Linked DNA regions of Homo sapiens: region 2 is linked to region 1. Evidence: read pairs that join two places in POLR2A ChIA-PET (ENCODE). Cell type or tissue: Caco-2. All regions are shown on one strand.

What was found. ChIA-PET counts read pairs that join two places held together with the same protein. Peaks named below come from ENCODE experiments on the same cell type or tissue, not always from the same donor. Only the 100,000 strongest peaks of a DNase experiment are listed, where the experiment ranks them.
Region 2: POLR2A ChIA-PET joins it to region 1 with 11 read pairs; 1 of 35 experiments calls an interaction of 5 or more read pairs at or near these places.

Annotation. Positions count from the first base shown.
Region 1 is chr11:123,085,044-123,087,543 of GRCh38, reverse strand. All of the region lies in intron 2 of CLMP (CXADR like cell adhesion molecule), which reads left to right. Among named protein-coding and RNA genes, the nearest start is that of HSPA8, 24 kb to the right of the region's middle. In Caco-2, no CTCF peak of the experiment used is centred here; a DNase peak (open chromatin) is centred at 1,083.
Region 2 is chr11:122,660,604-122,663,103 of GRCh38, reverse strand. The region is part of intron 1 of UBASH3B (ubiquitin associated and SH3 domain containing B); the gene reads right to left. Among named protein-coding and RNA genes, the nearest start is that of UBASH3B, 6.1 kb to the right of the region's middle. In Caco-2, no CTCF peak of the experiment used is centred here; a DNase peak (open chromatin) is centred at 1,323.

The sequences.
Region 1 (2,500 bases):
GCCGCAAATATTTATTTATTTCATTTTATTTTTTTGAGACAGAATCTTGTTATGTTGCCCAGGCTGGAGTGCAGTGGCATAATCTCCACTCACTGCAATCTCTGCCTCCCAGGTTCAAGTGATTCTGCTGCCTCAGCCTCCTGAGTAGCTGGGTTTACAGGCGCACACCACCACACCTAGTTTTTTCTTTCTTTCTTTTTTTTTTTGAGACGGAGTTTCGCTCTTGTTGCTCAGACTGCAGTGCAATGCCGTGATCTTGGCTCATTGCAACCTCCGCCTCCCGGGTTCAAGCAATTCTCCTGCCTCAGCCTCCCGAGTAGCTGGGATTATAGGCATGCGCCATCACGCCCGGCTAATTTTGTATTTTTAGTAGAGACGGGGTTTCACCATGTTGGTCAGGCTGGTCTTGAACTCCCAACCTCAGGTGATCTGCCCACCTCGGCCTCCCAAAGGACTGGGATTATAGGCGTGAGCCACCACGTCAGGCCACCTGTCTAATTTTTGTATTTTTTAGTAGAGACAGGGTTTCACCATGTTGGCCAGGCTGGTCTCAAACTCCTGACTTCAAGTGATCTGCTTGCCTTGGCGTCCCAAAATGCTGGGATTACAGTTGTGAGCCACCGCACCCAGTTACATTTTTTTCTTTTTTTAAATTTTATTTGTTGAGACAGGGTCTCACTCTGTCACCCAGGCTGGAGTACAGTGGCGCAGTCTTGGCTCACTATAGCCTCAACCTCCTGGGCTCAAGCAAACCACCAGCCTTGGTCTCCCAAAGTGCTTGGATTACAGGCGTGAACCACCACGCATCTGGCCCCCACAAATATTTAGAACAAACAAGTACCACATCCAGGAGAAGGGCTGTGATCCTAGCTCTTCCCCATCTGTGCCTAAAGCAGAGGGCTTTCCCTTGAGTGCTAGGAACCCCATGGAATTATCTGCAAAATAATATGTGAGTTTTTTCTGGGTCAGAGTTCATAGGTTTTATCTGATTGAGAGAACCTTCTCAGGAAAGGCTCTGAAGAGCTGTGGAGCAACACGTGATCAAAGGCAGGGTTGAGGGCTTGAGTGAAACAATTTGGAACAGCTGCAGCTGAAATGTGCCTGGGAGATGCCCATATGCTTGCATGCCTTTTTTAGTGCCCTTCTGTGTAGCTGGAATGCTCCCTCCAGGCCTTTTCTCCTTGCCTCTCAAAGCCTAGCTCAAATGCCACCAACTTGTCTGGGACACTCTCCTTGATACTATTTCAAATAAATCATTTCTTTTTCTCTGTTTAATAGTCTTTCCTTGTTAATCTCACTTGATTATAAATCACTTGAACCAAAGAAGAGATTTGCCAGGCGCAGTGGCTCACACCTGTAATCCCAGCACTTTGGGAAGCCGAGGAGGGTGGATCACCTGAGGTCAGGACTTTGAGACCAGCCTGGCCAGAATGGTGAAACCCCATCTCTACTAAAATAAAAAATTAGGGCCAGGCGCAGTGGCTCACACCTGTAATCCCAGCACTTTGGGAGGCTGAGGCAGGCAGATCATCTGAGGTCAGGAGTTCAAGACCAGCCTGGCCAACATGGAGAAACCCCAGCTCTACTAAAAATACAAAAATGAGCGAGTCATGGTGGCATGCATCTGTAATCCCAGCTACTCAGGAGACTGAGGCAGAAGAATTGCTTGAACCCAGGAGACAGAGGTTGCAGTGAGCCAGGATCGCACCATTGTACTCCAGACCGGGCGACAAGAGTGAGACTCTATCTCAAAAAAAAAACAAAAAAAAAAAAACATAAAAAATTAGTTCGGCTTAGTGAAATAGGGCAAAGGAAGCAATCAGATATGCATTTATCTCATGTGTGCAGAGGGGTAACTGTGAGTTCTGTCTGTCCTTTGTCCACAAGCAGTCACCTTGTGGGCAAATTGTGCAGGAGTACTGTAAGCTTTTTTTTTTTTTTTTTTTTTATCTTTGTAGCTATCTTATTTCTTATTCAGGAATAGAATGGAAGGCAGGCCAGGCGTGGTGGCTCATGTCTGTAATCCCAGCACTTTGGGAGGCCAAGGAGGGTGGATCACCTGAGGCCAAGAGTTCAAGACCAGCCTGGCCAACATGGCGAAACCCTGTCTCTACCAATAATACAAAAGTTAGCCGGGCATGGTGGTGTACACCTGTAATCCCAGCTACTCAGGAGGCTGAGGCAGGAGAACTGCTTGAACCCAGGAAGCGGAGGTTACAGTGAGCCAAGATTGTGCCACTGCACTTCAGCCTGGGTGACGGAGCGAGACTGTCTCAAAAATAAATAAATAAATAAATAAAACCAAGGAAACAGTCCTGTCTCATAGAAGTCTCTCAAATACTTAAAAAAAAAAAAAAAAAAGAATGGGAGGCAGGTTTGCCGACATCGTTCCAAGCTCGACCTTCCCTTTGGCTTCCCGAGGGGTCCCGAGGTTTCTTTTCCTTTCATAAGTCTATGCTTAATACATGCATAGCTGTACACTTGCATGGTTTCCTCCTTT
Region 2 (2,500 bases), 420 kb after region 1:
TCAGGAGGCTGAGGCAGGAGAATTGCTTGAACACGGGAGGCGGAGGTTGCAGTGAGCCGGGATTGTGCCACTGCACTCCAGCCTGGGAAACAGAGCGAGACTCCATCTCAAAAAAAAAAAAAAAAAAAAAAGACATTAGCGCGTAAGAGGGAATTTTCATAGAAGCTGTGTGCAAGGGGTTATAATTACCCTACTAGCACATCCAAATACCTGAAGGTCTACTCAGCAATTAAAAGAGATAAACTATTGATACATGCAGGATGAGTCTAAAAAATATGCTGAAGGAAAGAAGCCAAGTACAAGGGTATGCACTGTATGACCTACATGCAAATCTAGGAAATGCAAACTAATGTACAGTGAAAGAAAGCAACTGGGCTGGGCGTGGTGTCTCATGCCTGTAATCCCAGCACTTTGGGAGGCCGAGGCGGGCGGATCACCTGAGGTCAGGAGTTCGAGACCAGCCTGACCAACATGGAGAAACCCTGTCTCAACTAAAAATACAAAATTAGCCAGGCGTGATGGTGCATGCCTGTAATCCCAGCTACTTGGGAGGCTGAGGCAGGAGAATCACTTGAACCTGGGAGGCGGAGGTTGCATGCAGTGAGCTGAGATCGCAGCATTGCACTCCTGCCTGGGCAACAAGAGTGAAACTGTCTCAAAAAAAAAAAAAAGAAAAGAAAAGAAAAAGCGACTGGTGGCTGCTCAGGGTTGGGGGTTGAGAGAGGACTAACCACAAAGGGGTACAAACGAAACTTTTAGGGGCAGTGAACGTACTGTGTCTTGTAGCAGGTAATCACACAGGTACAGTTGTCAAAATGTATCAATCTTTAAATAGGGTTAGCTGATTGTACATGAGTTATAACTCAAAAAAGTTTTTTTAAAAAAAGCACATCGGCTGGCCGGGCAGGGTGGCTCCCACCTGTAATCCCAGCACTTTGGGAGGCCAAGGCGGGATGATCACTTGAGGTCAGGAGTTCGAGACCAGCCTGACCAACATGATAAAACTCTGTCCCTACTAAAAATACAAAATTAGCTGGGCATGATGGCACATACCTGTAGTCCTAGCTACTTGGGAGGCTAAGGCAGGAGAATCACTTGACACCTAGGAGGCAGAGGTTGCAGTGAGCTGAGATCACGCCATTGCACTCCAGCTTGGGCAACAAGAACGAAACTCTGTCTCAAAAAAAAAAAAAAAAAGAAAAAAAGCATATCAAGGTATTTTTTTTTTTGTTTTTTTTTTTTTTGGAACCAGGACCTCGTGTAGCCTGGAAAGTTCAGGAGACTTGCAGTTTAGCCTGAGGCTCTTATGGCAATGCAGTCCCTGCATACCAACTGTGTGACTCTAGACACGTCCTGAACTCCTCTAAGCCTCCAGTCTCATCTTAAAACAAAGCATATGTTGTGTGCTTTACCTCACAAGACTGCTGTGGGGTATCTAATACACATAAGAGCAATTTTTACAGTGTATAATAACACAGATAGAAGGGCGTGTTATGTGGGTGCACAGTCACAGCAGGTAGATTAGAGACTTCCTTGCCCTGCCCACCTATAAGAGCCCTTCAGCTCCAGGTGGGTTCCAGTTTTTCCTCTTTCTGTCTATCCAAGGCTGGGAAAGCAGCTGCAGCCCCCACGCCAGAGTCAGCTACATTTCAGAGATGTTGGGTTGGCCAAGTGTTCTCAGAGGATCCAATGTCAACCAACAGGTAAGCTGGAAAAAGCCAGGGAAACCAGATACTTTAATTCATGGGCTCCACATGCCGCTTCTCAACTCCTCATGCAGCCAACTTGGAGCTGCTTTTATCTTTGGGCAGTGAGGCATAGCTAACACAGCTTACTGTCCAAAGCCAAGTCAAAAGCGCTCATTCCAGCTCTTTCCTTCTGCCACTGCCTTGCTCTTTAATTTGGCATTGTTCAAATATTCTCAGTAGAAAAAAAAGGACAATCCAATAATACACGTAAATCCTCGCCAGACACCTCAACCACCATCTCACCTCCTCTCCCTTCTTGCAATCCAACACAATAATGCCCCAATCACATCTTGCATCCTGATCCTATCTTTAACTTTCCCAAGTTCTTTTCTGTCTGTTATCTCATTTTGTCTTTGGAAAGGCCCGTGACACATGACAGGTCTTGCCACGCACAGAAGCTGGTGAAGATATTAAGGAAAAGAGGTTAAATAGAAGACCTAAAAGGTGCAGATATCATTCAGAAGCTAGACCAGACCTTAGGACCTTTGATCCCTGCCACAGTGTCCTTCCCAAGACTATTATCTCTTAATCACTGGAAACATTAAAAAGCCATTTGTTGTAGACAAAGTTCTAGCCACCAGCAGCCTCAAAAAATAAAAATAATAAAAAAACTCATCAGGGTTGTATCAGCAAGGATTCCTCCAATTCAATTATTCAGTGACTTGCTCCAAGGCCCAGCATCAGCCCCAAGCTACAGAAGAGATGAGAGCCTGTCTCCCCAGAAACCAGAGGTCAGCAGGGGGATGACAGTG